Linked DNA regions of Mus musculus: regions 2 and 3 are each linked to region 1. The links are chromatin loops, found by intact Hi-C in ENCODE. Cell type or tissue: heart. All regions are shown on one strand. Each heading gives the region's core, and the rest is flanking DNA. Links, peaks and the distances in the headings are about the cores only.

Region 1 (7,079 bases), core at 1,437-6,436:
GAGAAAAAGGCTACTTTCTAGCCGAGCAGTGGTAGTGCATCCCTTTAATCCCAGCACTCAGGAGACATCGGCAGGTGGATCTCTAAGTTCAAGGCCAGCCTGGTCTACAGAGCAAGTTCCTGGACAGACAAGACTACTCACAGAGAAAAACCAAACCAAACCAAACCAAATTCCAACTACCTTCTAAGTCAAGTTGTCTTTGCTCTAGGACTTACATGCTACTCAGTGAATGAGACTTTGAGATCAGTTCAGTGACATACACTTTAAAACACCCCTGGCTCTGTTTCCAGCATACGTTATTTCCCTCTAACATAGTAGTGTTGGGCAACACTGATTTGGCTCCCACGCATCTATGACTGTACCCTGAAGAGCTGCAGGACAGTCGTTTGTGAAATGGTGTTAGGTTGTGCGTGAACACTGGTGTGCTGTGTGCTCTTGAGAAGCTACCTCAGCTTGCTTGCCAGTTTGGAAAGAATTGGTTCTAAACTGTAATCAATCATAAACCCATGCAATAAGTCAAAGTCTCTGTAGTGCTTTTGTTTAGAAGAGACGCTCTACATTTTTCACAGACCATATGCCCCACCCACCCAATGGGCATCTTTGCTATTTTTAGCGAGATAATTTAATGTTCACTTTCTGTGTGCTTTTTATTTCTAGCCAACTGTGGTAGGAACAGTAGTGGGTTTCTTCAGGAAAGTTGATGAGCATAGTCTTAAGGTTAGTGAGAAGGTTTATCATTTCTAGAATCTCGAAGGGAATTGCCGATTTTATTTGAGTTTGAAGGGTGGATTAACCTTTTGAAGAAGCAGCATGGCGCTTTGTACCAGAGCCTCCGTGATATTGTCCCATCAGCTCACCTGCTGCAAGACAGCTGGGCTAGCTGCCCCTGAGAGAGAACATGTGACAAGGAGCTGGGTTCTGCTACATATCCCAGCCTGCAGACTCGGCTAAAGTCATTGACCTCCCTAGTTCAGAAACGTGAACTTGAAGGTCTCCTTTCTCTGTCTTCTGCATTCCCGAGCAAGCTGCTGGCTCTCCATAACAGACACCTGGGACTGCTTCTCTCAGAAGTTTAATTGAGCATTTAAGGCTCCTTCAGAGAAGCCATTTGTCTTAAATCTCTGCTGGCCTCTGGAAAGCCCGGCTCATCAGTCATCCATACTAATTTTTAAGCTTACAGCAAAGTTAAATTAAAAGGCATATCTCTCCTTGCTAATCCTAGGCATCAACTTTTTCATGAATCCTGCTAATAAAAATCTTGCTTTTTGCCGTTTCATTCTACAGTTGTTTTGACAAAATCGCCAGCCAAGAGTGTTCCCTTTCTCTGGAAGGCAGGCGACTCCAGGCCCTTCCCACTCTTGATTTCTGTCGTTCTCACATAGGTTTGCATGAAAACATCTGCTGGTCGTGGCTCTTCGTAGCCTGCTTGGGTTTCTGTGCTCCCCAAAGGCTGCCTTGTTCCACTTGACACTCACTCTGTATTTATGCCTTCTTTGTTCAGGATTCTGCACACAGGATTTTTATTTAGTACTAAGGTGAGTTTATACGGAAATTCCTCCTATCCCTCAAAGGATTGCTCCCTTCATAGTAGATCTGGCATCTTATACATTTTTCATAGGTCTTGTGTGGTGAAGGTCACACGGGGGCATGCTATGAATATTGGTGAGTTGCGTTCCTGATTTGATCTCTTCCTTCGTGCTACGCTTGTCTTTTCCTGTGATCATGATGCTGGCCTTCCGCACCAGGGCTTCAGTTGTATCTGACCTTCAGGTCCTGAGGTTGGTTCCCTTGCCTTCCGGAAACTCTGGCTTCTTGTCTAGCTGGGTACGGCACTGTGCTGTGTGAGTGCCACCCCTTGCAGCCAAACGGCACAAGCAGATGGGGCGGTTATCTGAGCTTGGCTCAAACAAATGAAATGGAAACTGAAATGCCCTTATATGTGCTTAATATTTTCATGTCCTAGACCAGTTTTCTGGAAACCATGAAAACTGTCAGCATGAAACATAAAGCCCTAGGAAATCTGTTTGAACTTGATTGCCTAGTTTAAATTTTTCATATCTTGTATCTCATTTTTGGATCCTTATTCTTTCTTTTATTAAATAGAGAAAATGTTACCAGTTGACTTCTTCATGGTAGTGGGGATTCAGAAAGAACATGGGTAAATCACTCCTCCTGTGTTACTTGTTAGGCCTTGTTCATTACCAAACCTTTCTGTTAAATGGGACGCCACTTCTGCTTCCCTTCCCTTCCTCTGTCCAACCACACCGTTCAGTAAGCTAAAGCATAGATTAGGAAATCCCTTTTCCTGAGGAGCCCTTGACAAAATAAAGCAAGAGAAAGAGTAGCTAGAAAACCCTGTCCTCGGAGTCACCTGTGTGCCTGTCGGGGTAGGGGTGAGGTTATGGTTGTGTGGGGGCGGGTAGGGGTGTGAGTTTATCACAATAGATGTAGCATATAACGCATGCAGGAGGAACATACATTTGTGTTTGTGTATTAGAGCTTTTTCTATTTTCCCCTCACAATTCCAAAATAACAACAAGCGGGGACTGACAGATAGTCCCCGTATTTTAGTTCCCATGAAATAGATCCATGAATGATTCCTTTGAGACTTTAAAGGCCAGTTGTACTTCCTCTCACCGACATATATTATTGGGCATCTGATCTCAAGGTAGACCATGTGACCTCTCTCTGAATGTCATCAGCACCCATCCTAGAGACGTGAGCAGTGGCAGTCTGCCCTTTCTCCATCTAAAGCATGCAAACTCAAAGTGGAATTGCTTTGAACCTCTCCGTGCTCGATGACCCAAGTTTCTGTAATTGTCAACATGCGTGGCCTTTCAACTCCAAAGCAAACTTCCTGCCCTGTGTGTTTTCAGCTTGCTAGCTGTGTAACCCCGAGTAGACTCACTCTGCTCCTGAGTTTCACGTGTACAAAGTAGAATCAAAAAACCACCTAATCAGAGGTTGCCGTGAGGATTAAATTATGAGACAATCACTCAGCAGTCTGTGCACAAAAAATAAGAGCTTATTAATATGACGTATGCCTTTGATCTCACTAAGTCATCAGCTTCTAATGTTTTTTCCCTTAGTTTATCCTCATTTCATGCTGTCTGTCCATCTTGCTGTCTGTCACCACTTACATCTTGTTCTTAATGGGCACTCCTGAGTTTGAACATGAGCCATCCTCCTGTATTCATGAGCAATAGTTGGCTGTTTCAGATGCATCTTTTTCTGTTAGCATTATGAACACATTGTTTTTTGAATATGCCCATTGCCTATTTATAGTAATAAATAAGCAATAAGTGGTGCTTTAAGAATGTCCTAGTGTATTCCAAGTCTAGTACGAGCACTGCCAGTATTTAAACCTTGGAAATGCCAAGTGTTAAGGTAACATTTCAACCATGGTCGCCATCTGTTGGTGGTGGCTGGTGTAGACTCCCATTTCCTAAGCTCCTAACTGGGACGAGGGGAAGGATAGTAGGGAAGGAAGGGGACAAGAGTATGCTCACCTTTGCACATACAGAGTGCTCACATCCTGTAAGGCGATGACTGCCACATAGACCTGGGGCTTTAGGTGATTTGAATTTTGTCACCTGTGCTCTGATCCTAGCAGTCTGTAGCTTTGGTGATTAAGCAAAATCCAAAGGAAAGGGGTGGGGGACGATTTTGAAAGGAGAAGCTCCGGGGACAGCAGATACTTCTTTAATTAAAACTAAAGTGTGTTTGGTTTTATTCATAAGCAGGGATGGTGGAGAGAGAAGTAAAGCTATATTGCAAACCGGAGAAGCTTCAGTACCCGCGGAGCAGTTCTTCAGCCACGTCCGCAGGAGCGCGAGGGCCCAAATGTGAAATCTGACTTGTGATCCTCTCCCTTTGAAATTCTAATTATTCTGTAGTCACGTCTCTTAATTACGCTTTATCCTTTTCCTGCCAGCCTTCCTCTGGAGTGGATTAGCTTCTCTTAGCAAGAGTATTATAACCAGGGAGAGTGAGGGCTGTGGTCTGAGCCTGGTTACTTTGAAGTTGGATAAAACCTGAAGAGTCAGTGTAGACACACTGGCTTCGCCACAGCCCTACACCTTACACACTACATTCCTGGGTGTGTCCCGCATGGTGTTCTCAGAGTGTGCATTTATCCAGTACCGTGTACATCTCTCTTCCTTAATAATTTTTTTTAAATTGCAAATGGGAACAAAGGTAGCTTAAAGTGTTTATTCCTCTATGGATTTGTACCCAAACATCTGTTAATCTTGTGGCCTCTGGTGATTGACAGTAGATTTAGATTAGGTTCTAATTACCTGTAACATACCCCACCCCCGTCACCCTCACCACCCCAGTTATTAAGTCTTATTGCAAGGAAAGCTGTCAGGGCAATGGTGAGCATGTGGCACTGTGCTCTGAGCGTAGCTTCTGAGTGGACAACATGGAGATGTTTAATGAAAGCGAAACCGGTTAACACCCCTCAGTGGCTCCAGATAATCACCTCACCGTGTGCAGGAGCCAGCAGACCGTAACTCCGCAGACAGTGAAAACCCTCCGTAACTTTCTGAGAAATCAGTCTTTCGGTCTTAGCTCGTGAGCTGATGGAAGCCACCAATGGAAAGTAAAACTGGCAAATTTCAGAAATGCCTTCTCTGTTCCTTTGCTCTTTGTCAGTCTCGAACTGTGTGTTTGTTTCATTTGAAAAGTAAACACTGCTCACTCAGCCTTGGGGGGAGGGGGGGAACGAGAGTCAGGGGGGGAGGGGGGGACGAGAGTCAGTACTGAGATGGAGGAGACTGTCTGATCCTGCCAACTCCTGTCATAGCTGAGCTTACGAAGGACAAACTGCTTCTCACAATCACTTCATAGACAGGTTGCAGTGAAAACTTAAAGACATTTTTTGTGAACTTTGGAAATTTAGGCAAACTCGTAGGCTTAAACCATGATCTTGACTGTTTTTTACCCTTCACAAAAAATGGGGGTAGGAATCAATTTTGAAACTAAATAAAACACAACATATATAACACGTCACGCATAACCTTACTGTTTCTCGTGACATGGCTTGAAGAGCATAAGCAGGGACTTTGGCAACTGTAACCCCCTTTATTATTTCCTCGGTGAATCAGTGAGACAATTAGGGCTGGCTTCTGGGAAAGAAAGATTTGCACAGGTCCTCTGGGATCAAGGTGGGTAAGCTGAGGTAATGGGCAGGTGGCCAGGACATGTCTAACAGGGTGCGTGAGGGAGATTGATGCAGCAGATGGGTCCTCTTAGAAGGACCAGTGGCGTGGAGGCTGGGGGACTTTTTAGTGCTGTTTAAATAAGTCTAGACAGTATAGGGAATTTTGGAAGCATCAGAGACAAAACTCAGCAGGGTTACCGTCTGCCTTCAGAGTTGACACAGTCCCTGGTAACCTGAGCTTGGCAGGAACAGGAGAGTAAAGTGCTATTGAATAAAGATACAAGAAGGAGATGGAACATGTGTTTGGGATGCTTTTTAGACAGTGGTGGGCACGAGACAATTTCTAACCAATACTTGATATCCTTGGTGTGTATTCTCAAAAGATAGGAAAGAGAAATAGCATTAGTTACAGCCACATCTCTGGATAAGTATCTAAATAAAGATGGTCAGGGGTCAACTATTAAATTAAAGGAAGGAGTAAAGACGAAGAATGGACCAGGCACCCCTGAACAGACCACGGGAATGGAATGGGAAGCGCCTCTGTGGATACCATCTCCCACAGTGAGGAGAAACACAGATAGCATAGGTGCGAGGGTGAGCGTCAATGTCACAGGCGGCAGAGAAGGAAGAGCTCAGGGATGTGGTGTGGCCAGCATGTCACCTCTCCACTTCCCTACACCTTTGCCATCACAAAGTGTTCAGAGCAGCAGCGGAGGACACAGTGCCAACCCCTGACCTCCTGAACATCCTATTCTCTAGTTGACAAAGAACAGTGGGTTCTTAGAGACCTCAGGCATAGTATCATCCCTTCAGTGACTGTGCCCTTACTCAAAGCTGGGGTCATACAAGCCCTTCCTGCTTTTGGAAGTGTGCGACAGAATCTAAGAAATGCTTCCGTTGACGACTGCCCATGGGGGTGAATGCTGGGAATAGGGAAGCCCATGACCTTGGAAAAGGATCGACTGCCGAAGGGCCATCGTTATGTCTGGCTTTCTTTGTTTTTAGCTTCTGTGCTTCCTTTACATCTGTTTCTGTAAACCCAGCGATCCGTAGTGATGTCGTTAGGAGTGCTCAGGGTTTCTTTGGGGAATTGAAGGTGTTTGCGCTGCTGTCTCTTGGATGTAATTATCATTTGAACCTTACATTATCCTTACTTTTCATGCCTAGTTAGAACTCACTTGACTACGTGATTATACAGAGTGGAAGGAGGGGACTTAAATGGACAAGAGAGGTGGCTCGCGCCATTTGGTTCTTTCGGACAAATGTATGTCAGCTGCTTTCACATACAAGCATAAGTACCGAATGTTCAGAGCGGCATAAAATGTAGTGGAGAACTCTTTGATTGCCTAACACACTTAAGACACTTGAGGTTCTCTTCTTCCTCGGGACCTCAGTGTACTTGTGACACACTTGACAAGTGCTCAGCCACCCAGCTCCCTCCTCAGCTAGAAGACTCACTTTTTTTAATCCTCAAAAGGTAATCATGAGAAAGGCAGAAAAGAACATGTCTTAAAACGTATAAATTAAGCACCAGGGAAAATGGAATTGTAGAACTTTGTATGCAGATGTGAGGAAATTTTGGCCCCGGATTCAGGAAGGATCGCCTGCACAGTCCTCCAAAGTTTTCCCTGATTTTAAAATTGTAAATACTAGATTTCAGAGTGCCCTGAGTGTTTGGAAATCAAGTACGGGTTGTAGCGCTTTTCCTCAGGGTTTGCACTGAGGGGAGGTGGGGCTATTCTGTCTGCGTTTGTAAATGATATTTAATCTGTAGCAGGAGCGCACTAAATCAGAACATTGTGCATTTTTCCCTCTCCCCAGTTTCTGTGACACCTTAAGGGATTTAACGCCATTTCTCATGAACACAATCATATAACTAGTGACGAGTCCCAGTTGGCTGTCCCGTAGTCTCCAC
Region 2 (7,079 bases), core at 1,276-6,275, 490 kb before region 1:
TATTTGAACACAGCTTGCCCATCATCAACTCTGCCTTCTTTAATGAGTAGCAGTAGTTGCTCGTCTCCGGCACACACCCACCATCTCCAAGTTGGAAGAGGCTGAAACTTGATTCTCTAATTCATTATGTTTATTCCTAACAGAATAAAACACTGCAAAGATACATCTACCAGTAAGACAATTAAGCTTAAATACCAAAGTCCCTCCTCTGTATAGGTCGTTTCTAAGATGGAAGGCCTGGGAAGGGTCTCACAGTGTATTTGCACAGGTATATACTCTTGTAAATTTCATAAGATAAAACTATTTTAATCATGATGGAAATTTTTCCTTCCAGTTCAGATTCCTCTGTTATATCTCCTTCTTCACACCTTTTGAATGGTTATGAGTATTGTAGGATGTGTTTACCGGAAAGTTAAGTTGAAGATGTATTTAATTTGGATTTGTTATGTTAACATAATACACACTCATGTTTATACATAGTTATGTTCGTAGATAGTAGAGGGACTACTCATCATACCAACTGTCATGGCCCAAAGTACAGAGACAGAAGTTACACAGTAGTATGGAAGTATTCTATGATGAAAGGATAAACAAGCTAGTTCATGGAAAATACTTCCTGTCTCCAAATTTACAAACAGTAAGCAGATAATTTGTTTCATATCATGGCAGATCAAAAGGGAATTCTCTCCTGTCAGAAATATATTTGATAACAAAGTTTATACAGTTAGGAATGCACTGTGGGAATACAAGCATTTACAAAGAGTTCTTGTGTATGAAGTCACACTATTTATCCATCCAAATAGATCAGAATGTCTCAGAGGCCACAATGGCCTTCAACAATTCTTCCAATGCCAACAACACTCTGTGTGTGTGTATGTGTGTGTGTGTGTGTGTGTGTGTGTGTGTGTAAATTTTCCTTAGAAACCAAGAAAATTTCTATAAAAATTTAGAAGAAACTGAAATATAAATAATAACAAAGCTCTACTCTGAGGTAAAAAGCAACAGGAACTATTTTTTTGGATGTCCAAGAACAATAATTTATTAAGAGAAAATTTTAAGCTAGAAATAATGAATTTGGGACAAATGAGACAATTCAATATGTAAAAGATTGACCATCTCAATTAGATCCCTAGTACCTACACGGCAGAAGAACTGCACACTCCCCAAGCTACCATTTGACTTCCACATATGTGCCATGCCGTGCACACATTTCTACAAGCAAATACAATGAAAATAAAAACTGTTAAACAATAAACATGCTTTTGGATAATTTGATAATCCAATTAATGAGGAAATAAACACAAAGAGAAATTTAATTTCTTACTGTTTTATATGAAATATTGATGCTGGAAAGATAAAAACTCATCATGAGCTGCCATAATGAAGCCGTTTATGAGAAGCTCATTAATGAATGTCATCAATTTAAAAATTCTATAAGACTAGCAATTATCCACGACACCTTGAAATGTCCTGAAATTTTTGGTTTTATAATGGAAGAAGTGTAATAGAAGGATTTCTAATGGTCTTAATTTATATGACAGGACCAACGTGTTGTGCAGCAAAAAGAGATCTCTAATCTTACTGATATATTTTTTAAAAAATCCATCAAACTAGAATAAGCACATACATATTCTCTTAAGTGAAAAGGTGATAGAAAGTTGCAGAAAATGATGTGGCTGCATGCAACAGACATTACATATATCAACATTATTCTCTATTCTCTTCAGATACACCTTCAGATAAAATACAGTTGAAGAGTCTATGTCGGGTGGCTCAGTCAGTGAAGTATTGGTCACATAAGCCCAAGGATCTGAGCTCAGCACAAAGGAAAGCTGGTGTAGAACTGCAGTCCCAGGGCTGGGGAGGTGGAGAGAGGAGGATCCATAGAGCTTGCTTGATATCTAGTCTAGCTGAACCTGAACTTCAGGTTCACTGAGAATCTGCCTGGGGCGATGCAGGAAGTCCATGCACACCTGTGCACACACATACCACTGAGGAGAGAGAGAGAGAGAGAGAGAGAGGGGGGGGGGAAGGGGAAAGGAGAGGGGGAGAGGGGATGGAGTAGGGGAAGGGAAGGAGAGTGGGAGGAGGAGAATGAATGAGAAGTGACCTCCATATTTTATGAGAATCATTATGGGTTGAGCAGGACCAAACCTCCTCTGTGAACTCACCTTTCTGTGTCACAGTCTCTCAGTTCCTCAAGCATCTCTACCTGAAACACCTAAGCTGGTTCTGCCTCTGGAAATCCTCAAACTTAGTGTTTCCTCTGCTCTCAACTGTCTCCTAGGTCCCTCTGCTATTGTTTAGGTTTCAACTCAGTGGTACCTCCATAGTACAGCCTGTCCCAGCCACTGTCGCAAAGAAGTGTCTCTACTCTCCTCCTACTTTGTGGTCTTTTATTTATGTGGCCTTTTCCTTGGCAAAGTCTTCCTGTGTAGGCCTGGGTGGTGTGGAGTTTCCTATGTAGACTAGGCTAACCTCCACCTCACAGAGTTGCACCTGCCTCTGCTTCCTGAACACTGGGGTTAAAGGTGTGCACAGCCACACACACCTTTTGTGTTGGTTTCTCATTGATTTTCTACTTCATTTTCAGAACAGGAAAGGAAGCTCTCTGTAGGTGGGGCTTCTGTGTCATTATGACCTGTTGTATTCTGAGCAGAGCCTGGTCCTTTGTAAGCAATCAATACAGATTTGTGGGACAAATTCAAACGAGACTTTTCACCACCACTGGCTTTGGGCCAGTGATGGAGCAATGGCTTTTAAAAAAAAAGAAATCTGGGCGATTGTGATCTTAACCTTGGAATGGAACATCCAGCCCAGCGATTAATCAAATGTGAGAACAGGAAAGGACGTTTCCTGACATGCTGGAACCAGAACCTGTATTTCTCTTATCTCTTCCTTGAGAAGCTGAGATGTTTCCACTTAAAAGAAGGACTGAAAGGAGCGACAGAGAGATGCAGGGATCTAGAAAGCACTGCGGTACAGGAAGCAGACAGCTCAGCCAAAGGACTTGGGGAGTGGGCGCGGGGGTGTACGTCCATCGGGAAAAGGAGTGGCTGATAAGACAGGTCATTTGAAAACAAAACATCAACAAAAACAACAACAAAACCAAGGTAAACACGTGGAAGGTAGACTATTTAGAAGTGTTGATTTCAGAATCACAAAATGTGATTGAAAATGCATTGTGTGGAGAAAATGGGTTGCTGGGGTGAAATCTCCGCTTAGCATAAGAAGAAGTTAATGTCTAAAATCAACAGTTAGGGACTAGCAGTTTATGTCTATAATTTGAAAATAGAAAGGTCGGCTTGCGTAACTCCTGTGAACTAGCTGAGAGAATTATGGACAGTGAGCTCTGGTGGGTTGAGCCATAGAGTGGAGAGAATGGAGTTAGGCAGTTGGCTAGTTTTCTTCTCAGTCTTTCAGGGTCGTCCTGCCATATGACTGGTGAAAAGCCATTGGGCTTTCGCTGTCTCCATCCTCCCTCCAAATGGAGAAGCTGAATAGCTTTCCGTCTGCCTCACGGATGACACTAGGTCTGTGATAAGCCTTAAAGGTTTAAAAGACAAATGGTATAATGCACTTCACAGTGATGGCTTAGAAATTATATAGTTATACTGGGGGTGGGGACAGGGTAGGAGAGAGAGGGGACAGAGAGGGAGGGAGAGAGAGAGGAAAAAGCACAGTTAAGAGAGCCAGTGAAAAAGATGTGTCTGGGAATTATTGGTAGATTTGGACCACAAGAAGCTTAAATTCTTCTACTAGAATTCCCAATTGGCCTACAGCAGGGATGCTCATGGGAAGATAAAAATTATGCCTGAGGTGGAAGACTTCGGGAAAAGTCTTTTAAATATTAACCAGGCTCTTTGAAGTGAATTTGGAAATATTGAAAACTAACTAACAAAGAACGTACTTTTGAGAGCAGTGGTTTAGACAAGGGTAGAAATGACTTTTATTTTCATAATGGATTCTGAAAGCAAATAGACATTTTTTTAAATAAAATATGAAAAGATGATAGTTTAGTTTTGTGTTTCTGATGGCAGAGAGAAACACAATAAGAAAAATAACCCTACTAAACAACAACTTTCAACTTCCATCAGAGCCAAAGAGGACTTGAAATGTAAACGTTTTGACATTCGTAAAATGAAGCATCTTTTGTTATTTGATATCACCGTAAATAGTACCCCATTCCTAACTCAACAGTTGTTCTTAATACAATACAAAGTTGCTTCATTTTTGCTGTTATTGGGCAACTCGGACAGGGTGATTCAACAAGTCCTTGCTGACTAACTTTACCCACGGGAGTGGATTAAACTGACCTTATTCTCAGTGGGTGAGGAGCCTGTTCCCAAGGCATATAAAAGCAGGCGAGTGTCTGCCAAACCCTACTTCCTTCCTGAGTCATTTTAGATATAAACATCCTTGGCTGCAGCTAGAGAGGGGATGAGAAATGGATTTGAAAGATAAATGGGGCAAGAAGATAAAAAAGAAATTACAGCTGCTATTTTAGTGAGTGGTAAAAAGTGAATATTACCTTACTTTTCTGTTTTATGGTTGAGAAAGAGCAAATAGGAAATGCCTTCTAGATAGGCCGAGGGAGGGTCTCCTGGGGACTGTTACCAGTTATCTTCTGGATAAGGCAGTTCTGGGAAAGGAATGCAGGCCTGGTGCCACAGCCAGTCAAAACAGAATACAACTAAACAAACAAACACAGTGTCTGCATATTGCCAGAGTTTAGGATCCTGGATGTGATGGAAACTTTCTGGCTAACATGTCTCCATTTTGCTCACCTCTCCTCACTCCTGTCCCCCTGTCTGCACGGCAGGAACCAGTCCTCCAGACTCCACCTTTTGATTGCAAGCCCTGGATGTGAGATAGGGCCTTTTCTTCTTTTTCCTGTAAACTGTGGTTTCGTGGAGAATTAGTTCCCTTTGGCTGTGAGGCTCTAATAAAGGGAATTTGAAGCTGTATTGGAGCCTTTCTTCTGGCCTGTGAAAGACAGCTGATTTGAGACCATAAAAACCAAACAAGAATACTGAGAAATCTCAGAGTGGCTGCGTCTGTATCCCTGCGTTTGTATCCTTTCATAGGCTGTTGTGTTTTAGGTTTACCTCATTACCCCACAACCCCCTTTAACTTAAAATGGCTTCAATTAGGTCTCAGATTAGGATGCAAAGCTGCATCCTGCCTGAAGATAGGGTAATGAGAGGGAAGGAGTCAGTGGCCGCTTTTAAGATGCTCTGACACTTGTCAGGGGACATTATATAATGGGAGCCTTGGCTTTCTCTTGTGACTTGCTGCTAGCTGCTGAAAAATAAATGGTTACACCAGGAGACATAAAAAGAAATATTACACACACACACACACACACACACACACACACACACACACACACACACGTAGTTTATATATAGTGTAGATATTCCAAAGAAAACTGTATACTAAGATGCACAATTTGATGAGTTTGAAGGTATTAGGTCACCTATGAACTATCACCAAATTAAAATTAACAAGCATGTCTACCTCTCTCAGAAGACTTCTTGTAGCTTTCACAGTTTCTCCGCTTACCTCCTAACTCACCCCAGTCCCCAGCTAGACAATGAACTGCCTTCATATAAATAAAATTATCTTATTTGTTTTCCCTTACTACTTTTTAAAAAATATTTTATTAGGTATTTTCCTCATTTACATTTCCAATGCTATCCCAAAAGTCCCCCCCCCACTCCCCTACCCACCCACTCCTACTTTTTGGCCCTGTACTGGGGCATATAAAGTTTGCAAGTCCAATGGGCCTCTCTTTGCAGTGATGGCCGACTATGCCATCTTTTGATACATATGCAGCTAGAGTCAAGAGCTCCGGGGTACTGGTTAGTTCATAATGTTGTTCCACCTATAGGGTTGCAGACCCCTTTAGCTCCTTGGGTACTTTCTCTAGCTCCTCCATTGGGGCCCTGTGATCCATCCAATAGCTGACTGTGAGCATCCACTTCTGTGTTTGCTAGGCCTGGCATAGTCTCACAAGAGACAGCCATATCTGGGTCCTTTTAGCAAAATCTTGCTAGTATATGCAATGGTGTCAGCATTTTTTCCCTTACTACTTATTGATTTAGGGTATAGATTTTTTTTTAAGCAACAGAATTATATGATTCATTCATGACGGATATATCCACTGTCTCTGTCTCTTTGTCTGTCTCTGTGACCCTCTCTCTCTTTACCTCCACTCCATTGTCTGGTATTTTATGAAACACAATGATTTTTTTTTAATCTATTTACTACTTAAAAACATTCAGATTATTTACAATAAAGAGTGTTAACAAAAAGTTGCTGTGACATTTCTGCATGCTTTGGGGATGTGCTTTCATTTCTCCTGGATACATATGTAGCCATGGAGACAATGAGCCTTAGAGGTTAGGTTTGAAGTTGGTTTTGATTTTGCTTAGTTTTTTTTTTTTTCTAGCAGCAGAGTATTGAAGTCTCCTCCTCCCCAGCATTTGACATTGTCCACTTTTCTGTTCAGCATCTAGGATGACACCATGTGCCTCTGATTTTCGCTTTAAGTACTAATGATCTTGAACAGTGTCTCATGCTTGTCTGCTATTCTGACACCTTCTTTGAAGGTGACTTATCTGTTTAAACCTTCAAATGTGGATGGTTCTTTAAGAACTTAAAATAGTTTTCCTTAGATATAGCTTTCACACAATAAATTCACTCATCGTCAATCTACAGATCAACTGTTGTGACATTCTCACATAGCTGTAACTACAGCACCACAATTAATTTTAGCACAGCATCTCTATCAGGTCCAAAGGTTTTCTCTTATACATTTTTAGTCAGTTTCCATTCTTATCTCTATCCCATGCACACACACATTTTCTTTCTGTTTCTGCAGATTTGTCTACACAAGGCTATGGCTCTGATCCAGTGCTGTTTCAACCCCATTCCAGCCTCTCCATCTGAGATCCTTCACCCTGCTCTCTGGGGGTCATCATTATTCATGATCAGTAAGATTTTTCTCCATGCCCACTAACTCTTCTGCCTTCTTTAAAACCTTCCTCTGTCCTTAGGAGACACCTTATCCTATG
Region 3 (7,079 bases), core at 1,095-6,094, 78 kb before region 1:
GCTCATAGTGAGGAAAGACAACAGGTCACAGCAAAAAAAAAAAAAAAAAAAAAAAAAAAAACCAAAAAAAAAAACAAAACCAATGCATGGAGTAGTAGTAGAAAAACAGTTCTGGGGTCCCCACTAGCTCACAGCCTGGCTGTGCTGTAATCTTTAAACACTTTCAAGGGCAGATATCCTGTGAATTTTAAGGTTTTACTTGCCCAGTATGCACCGAATACCCTAGCCTTTGCTGTTTTTTTTTTTTTTTTAAGTGAAAAGAATTAGGATTATGTGTGTGTTGTGGGTGTGTCTGCTTTCAATAGGCAAGACTTATTATTTCTTGTTACTTTTGCTGGAACTCTGGGGACTTTGGAAGCAGCTGACTAAGTCACCAGCAGGATTTCTGGGAAGTATAATTTTCAACTTTGTTTTCAGAAAAGTCTCTGAATGGCTACACTTTGGCTAGAAAGTTGACGTTCATAGCATCTCTGTGACAGCCAGAGTTTGAGTTCCTTCTCTTGTTAAGACAAGCTGGGATTTTTCATTGTTGTAGCAGATGGGCCTTTCCAGGAAGATGTTAGAAGCCAGGGAAGACCTATGTATGTGTACTGTGGCTGTAATCCCAGAATTCAGGAATACTTGTCAGGGACCCCGTCGCCAATTTAAAGATGGCAACCAGCCCTGGTAACCCTATCCAGAAATGGCTTGCTTGACCACCCTCTTCTGAGGCCTCCACATCAACATGTGTTCAAAGCCTGCTAGCTACATCCAGAGAGGTGACTGCAAAAGGAGCGGCAAGAGAAGCAGTTTTTATTTTTTTTTCCACTTGAGAACAAAGGAAATTACTCCTGTCTTTGTCCCTTTCTTGCCGTCTTTTTAATAACTAGGTTGAATTCCTGTATCTTCTGTCTTTTCCAGGAAGGACAGGTCTCCCCTTTGGATGGCTTATAAGGTTTTCATTGCTTTTTTGATAATGTTGTCTTGAAGGAAAACTCTTCCTCTGTGGCACAAGAATGAAATTGAAAACTTTCCCGGGTGTATTTGGGTGAGGGACTGGAAAGGAAAACACAAAAACAAAACAAAACAAAACAAAAAAAACCCACCCGTTTGCTCTACAAAAATGTAGCATGCTTATAACTGGGGGGCTGAGAAGTGTCCTGGGAGGTAGATCTGGACAGGGAAGTGAGAGTAATTATCCGCGCCTTTTCGGGACCAGGGGCTGCTGTGAAAGATGAAAGAAAAGGCGGGCCATTGGCTTCCTATCCAGGTGTTCCAGCGGTTCCCGAAGCGATGCCCTTAAAAGGGGCAGCCAAGTGGGGTGCGAAGCCACGGCGACGCCTGGCCCAAGGGCCTGGGGTGGCTGCTCCCAGGAATGTGAGGCATGCGGGGCGCCAGAGCCAACCATTGCGCGGGATGGGGGCGCCGCGCAGCCCGGGTTGCCGCCCCAGCCCGGGAGGCCGAGCGCGGGGGCCGAGGCCGGGGGAGCGGGCGCGGCCGGGCGGCCGGGCGGGCGGGAGGCGCGGGAGGGCTGGGCGCGGCACTAGGCGGTGCGCGGCTGCTTCCCCGCCCCCGGCCGGCGCGCTCTCGGGGCGGTGGTTGAGGCGGCGGGAGGTGGGGACGCGGCGGCGCTGCTCGTCCGCTGCCGCCGGCACCGCGCGCGAACTCCGGTCCATGGCACGCAGGGCGGCGGCCCCCGGAGCTGCTCGAGAGTCGCCGGCCGCGCGCGTCGCGCCGCACTTTTAGGGCGGGAGCCGCGAGCCAGTCCCCGGCCGCATCCTCCCTCCGCCTGCCCGGACAGGCGAGAGAGGGAGTTCCCGGAGCGCCGCGGCCCCGGTTGCCTCAGCTCCCCGCGCCCGAGATGATCTTCCCCAGCGGCAGCGGCCACCCCGGCGCTGCCGGCGGCTGCAGGACGCCCTACCGCAAGCAGGTGAGGCTGCCGCGCTCCCCAGGCCTGCGCCGAGCGCGCGGGGCGGTGACCCGGTTTCGGAAGGAGGCGGCGGGCGGAGAGATGCCCGGGGGGACCGGGACGGGGACTGGCGGAGAGGTGGGACGGGCAGGCGCGCGGCCAAGGGCTCCGGCGGCCCGCAACAAGTTTGGGGGTTTCCTGGAGACCTTTGTGTACAGAGGAACTGGGGATACGTCGGGGCAGTGCTTTGCATTGCACTAGGGGACCTCCAAGAAACCTGTCTGATTCATGGGGAACCCGGAAGACGTGTGTGTGTGTGTGTGTGTGTGTGTGTGTGTGTGTGTGTGTGTTCGCGCGCGCCACCCTTCTTATTTTAAAAAAAAAAAAAAAAAGACAAAAAAGAAAAGAAAAACAGGAACTTCTGTCACTTTCTCAAGGTTTTCAGAAACACAGGGAAATCCTGTGATAGAGATACTGGGATAAGCCTGAGTCATACACACGCCTTTTCCTATTCTAATTTTGTTTCATACATTTTCTAACAGATTGAACTCCAAAGGCACTTGAAAGGTTACATCCGAATCCCCTGCCTGGAAAAGGAGTGGAACTGGCAGGTTTTAGTTTCGGTCTTTTGTTTTTAACATCTTTGTTTTTGAAAGAAGGTTACTGAAGCCATGTTGTGATAAAAACCCCACAGCCTCTCAGCAGCAGCAATAACAACAACAAAAACCCTAGCTCTAAATTATGTTAAAAATGTGCAGGTCTGCTCAGAAAAGGTTAAACTCGTTTAGAGGTCAGTGACAGAATGCTTGTTGAAAAAGAAAAGGCAGCATTGCAGATCTTTTCCCTTCGTAATAAATCTCTAGTCTACACCCTCAGCCACAGAGACAGATCAATTAAGTTATCCCAGTAATGATAGCAGCAAAATGCACCCTTCCACGTAAACTGTGGTTCCATTAAGATCCAGATGTGTGGCACTGGAGCCTGCTGAGTTCTTTGTGGCGGTTTGCAGGATTATTGTTCCGGCTGTCCAGCATCAGCCCATCTGAAATGCTTCCTCGGGGTCACAAAGTACTATTTTCTATTTTACTTTCTTTGCCTCTTTTGTTTGTTAAAATTCCCCTTTAAAAGAAGTAAATAAATGTCCCTGGGTTTCAGTGCCCACGATGTCCAAGCCACAGCCTTTCTCCTGGATTAAGAAGTCCAATCTTTGGGTTACAAGTTTAAAATCTTTACTGACGACTTGGCTGAGATAGATATGCACAAGGTCAGGATTCACGGACGGGTATCTCGAAAACTCACTTCATGTGGCTTTATTTAAAATAAGTGCCCTCAGATGCTGTGTGCCAGCGTCAACTTCAGAAGTGAGGCCAATTTACACTAAAGTATTCTCCCAAGCCCTCCTCCCCCCACCCACCTCTCTCTACCTGAAAAGATGGCTAATTATGTTAGGGCCTTGTGTATTCATTTATTTGTTGTCAAAACCCAGCAGGGTGTTAGCTCTGAAATGGGAAAAGGCTCAGAGGGTGAGGCCTTTTGCTGAGAGAGGCTGGAGGTTTGGTTGTGGAGGGGGGCACAGCCTGCTGGCTGGAGCATGCTGATAAGATGCTCTTTTCACAAGCCTCTCCTTAGACTCAAAGACTAAAAGGGCTGACTGAATCAGAAAAACAAACAGACTTTCTTTTTTCTATAGGCAAAGAAAGAAATGAATGTGTAGGCATTATACAGACACAAGACCCTGGGTACCAGTGGTATTTGAGTCAAAGGTTTCTTTTGTTAGTATTTTGCCATTCACTGAAAAAGCACACTTGGAGCGCAGGGACCTGGTTACCGTGAGTGACTTCATGATCTCATCCTGGCTTAGCCTGAATGGGAAATCTAATTAATACTTCTTATAAGATGCTGTGATGCAAAGCTTTGCGCCTTTCAGTTCATAAATGCTTTCTTCAGTTTGCCGACAGAATTGGCAATTTTCAGGCATATAATGCAGTTTGATTTTCATCTAGAAATACACAATCAGCTGTTAGGGGCTGATTTCAGATAACTTCCTTGAGGAATAAAAAGGAGTGTGAGGGATACTTAAATCACCTTTGGAACGCCTACAAGTCAGAATCACTCTTAGTATAGACACACACAGAATCGTGGTAGCTAACGATCACCGAGCACCTTACTACCTGCTGGCTGGCATTTGGAATGTTTCTGTGGATTAACTGATTTCATCACATTGGCAGCGGCCCTGTGTGGTAGGTAATATTAGTCTCTACTTTACAGTGAACATTAAAGCATGGATTAAATAACTTGCCCAGAGTCCATACCACCCAGCGTGCAGAGGCAGGACTTGAATCCTGGCCACCAGGCCTTTGGGACCTCATACTCCAATGGCCTTTTCTGCCATGAACATCCCAGGAAACACCCATGTAGAAATCCTCCGTGCCGGTACCTCTGACTCCCTAGTTCTCCACCCACCCCGTATGTATGTGAGTGTAGGTTGGGAGAGAGAAGGTGAAGAAGGATGTTCAGAGTTTGATCTGAAGGATGAGTTGGTGGTATTTGGTGGGAACATTGATGTCAGCATTTTGCTCCGGTGAGCGATTGTTAGTCCCTTTTGCACTTTACATATGGAGGAGTCACCCAGTTTCTGTGGAAGCAGAGGTGGGCCTTGCTCATCCTTCTCTCCCCAAGGGCTGTAACCAGGGCACCTTGGATAAACAGGATTTTCCTGCATCACAAGCCTGTGGGCACATACATACACCTGCTCAGCTCAGGCCAGTGAGGTGAGTCTGAATACTCCAGTGACTCCTTGCTAGTCAGTGCTAGATAAAGGTTATTAGTTTTAAGTTTCTGAAGAAATGAGCACATCTTCTCACTGTGGGTTGTGACTTGCAAATATGATATTCCTTAAGTAGATACAGTCTGACTCTGTGAAACCAGCGTCCCCCAACGGAAATGAAACCATTAATCACGACGTTGGTAATTGTGAAAATATTTCATTGTGGCTTAAAAGGAACAGGAAGTGCCTCATACTTTAAAAGTCTTTACAGACTGAAAGTGGCTATTTCCAGTTTGATTTCAGGTTCTGTTTCTTGTCTTTTAAAAATCTTACTATCATTATTATCATTATTTTACACTTTTTTCATGTTTCCTTATTTCTTTCATGGCACTTCTTCCTTGCTTTAGTTGACTCAGTGATGTCACGTAGTATGAGTTTTGCAGATCGTGACACGTAGCCAGAGCCATTTTGGCTGAGAATGTTGCCCTAGTGGTCTGTCACAGGGTGTTGGAAGTAGGTGAACCAGTGATCAGAATTTCGGTGGGTCTGCCTCTCCTCAACTGATGGGCTTGCCTTCTCATAGGCGAGCTTAGCAAATCTTGCTCACTCTTGGCGAGCGAGGTACTTGCCACCCCAGTTTAAGTAGATTTACACAATTTGCTGCTTTCTTGAAGATTAACTGGGTGTAGCTGCACGTGAGGAATTCCAGTGATTCACTGTTTGGCCTTGTTTAGAAGATGACATAGAAAGCTGTTGATCACTCCTCGCCAAGCCGTTTCTGCTCACAGCCACTTGTGTTTAGTGGATCCTGTTTTGTAAAGTGTGTAGATTAAAGTTGGGTGGACGATGTTTTAAATTAATAGTGCCCAAGCCAATCCCAACCTTTTTTTTCCCCCCACAAAGGCAAATGTTTAGGCAGAGATTGGAGGCTTGCTTGGAGGAAGTAGCAAGTACAAAATTGGTTTGTGTAAATAAAGTTCCATCTCTTTTTTTATATTCTACTCTGTGCGTTTGTGATTTGGTAGTTTTTTTTTTTTAATCAAAAGCGGTGGGTTTCAGATGCCTACCCATAGGCTTTTGTGAAGTCTACACTCCCATGGAGGATGGGCACTGTTTCTGCTAGGTACGCCTTTTGGCATCTCACTAGATTTCCCATAGTTCACACTAGGTTTTGAATACATTTCTGGATTTTGTTTTCTCCTTCCTTCTTGACACAGACAGACAGACAGCTGTCAAGAGCACACCCCAGAGACTGTTAAAATTATTGCATTCTTGGCCTGTTTTCTTTGTGGGAGGGTCTCTGGGGATGTTTGTAATGTTCTCAGTGAGCAGTCAGTACTTAGGGCATATCCTTTCTTTTTTGTTGTGTTTAATCCCCACCCCACCCCCCACCGTATCAGTATAAGATGGAAAAGAGACTGGGAATGAAATGGGCAGTGAAATGAGATGGCCTGTGAGTGAAAGCCAGGTCTTTGAGGTCCAGGGCTGGGTCTACTACTAGAGAGAAAAAGGAAGACTCTGTCAAGAGCAGCTGAGCCTCCTGGCTGCTTCTTTTCCTAGGTGACTCTGGAAGACATGGAGTGTATCCCGTGGCCTGGTTTAGCTTGGGGAATTGAGGCACTGTAATTTATTGGTGTTTGTTTGTTCCATAAACGCCTTTGCTCCAGGGTTAACAGCTAGCCTATTGAACATTGAGTAAACTCAGAATCTCAGATAACCCTCTTTTTAAAGGTACAAGTGTCTCAAATATGTTGTGCTGTGTGTTTTTATTTGCTAAATCAAGCAATTCTATCTTAGGGAACCCAATTCACTTTTTAAAAACTAGTTATAAAACATGATTATAAAACAACTATTCTTGTTTTCTTTACCCCACTTAGAAATTTGCCTCTTAGCACATCCCTTAAGGCTGATGGAAATGCAGATCTCACCCTTTACCTCCTTCAGCCATTTTGGTCAGTGTTCCTTCTTCCTGCTCTCCATGTCACTTGGCTCCAGTCTACCTTTTCCAGGCCTCCTCACATCCCTGAGCCGGGGGTTGTGCTGAGTAAAGATAATTGTGCACACTCACAAGGCGGTTGTTGTTCATCCTTCTAAGGTGTTACTATTATTAATGTCCCCACAGAGCAGGTAGCAGCAAGCGGTCCCGGGAGGCTCTGTGAGATCTTAGGAGAACTCAACCCAGTCTCTAAAGAGTGGGCCCTGTTTACAGCCTCGGAAGAAGGGACTGTGTTTAGGCTGTGGGCAGCCTCAGAGGAGGGTATAAGGGCTTGGGGTTGGAAATGAAGTTCTCAACCAGGTTTAAAAGAATATTAGTAAGCAGAGCCATGGATCTCTGCCTTTAAGTGCTTGTTTGTGTGTTAAGAGCTGGTGCCATTTACCTTCTCTCTGGAGAACCAAGCCCTCGACCTCTAGTCTTTATTTTAT

Evidence for each region. A loop is a pair of places that touch in the nucleus more often than their neighbours do. Peaks named below come from ENCODE experiments on the same cell type or tissue, not always from the same donor. Only the 100,000 strongest peaks of a DNase experiment are listed, where the experiment ranks them.
Region 2: a loop joins it to region 1, with 2.1 times the contacts of the local background. A loop is called at or near these places in 2 of 42 quality-filtered maps.
Region 3: it touches region 1 in a loop (3-fold over the local background); 11 of 42 quality-filtered maps call a loop at or near these places.

Annotation. Positions count from the first base shown.
Region 1 is chr2:60,798,763-60,805,841 of GRCm38, reverse strand. The region is part of intron 2 of Rbms1 (RNA binding motif, single stranded interacting protein 1); the gene reads left to right. Among named protein-coding and RNA genes, the nearest start is that of Rbms1, 79 kb to the left of the region's middle. In heart, for the core only: a CTCF peak has its summit at 3,411 (motif pointing left); no DNase peak of the experiment used is centred there; H3K4me3 peaks cover 634 bases; H3K27ac peaks cover 493 bases.
Region 2 is chr2:61,293,031-61,300,109 of GRCm38, reverse strand. No RefSeq gene overlaps it. Among named protein-coding and RNA genes, the nearest start is that of Gm26422, 16 kb to the right of the region's middle. In heart, for the core only: no CTCF peak of the experiment used is centred there; DNase peaks (open chromatin) are centred at 4,359 and 4,699; H3K27ac peaks cover 899 bases.
Region 3 is chr2:60,875,948-60,883,026 of GRCm38, reverse strand. Rbms1 (RNA binding motif, single stranded interacting protein 1) reads left to right here and starts at 1,589. Exons shown (of 14, transcript NM_001141931.1): 1 at 1,589-1,909. The coding sequence starts at 1,841. It overlaps LOC108168762 (a long non-coding RNA gene), which reads left to right. Exons shown (of 2, transcript XR_003953832.1): 2 at 1-61. In heart, for the core only: a CTCF peak has its summit at 1,914; a DNase peak (open chromatin) is centred at 1,576; H3K4me3 peaks cover 2,849 bases; H3K27ac peaks cover 2,863 bases.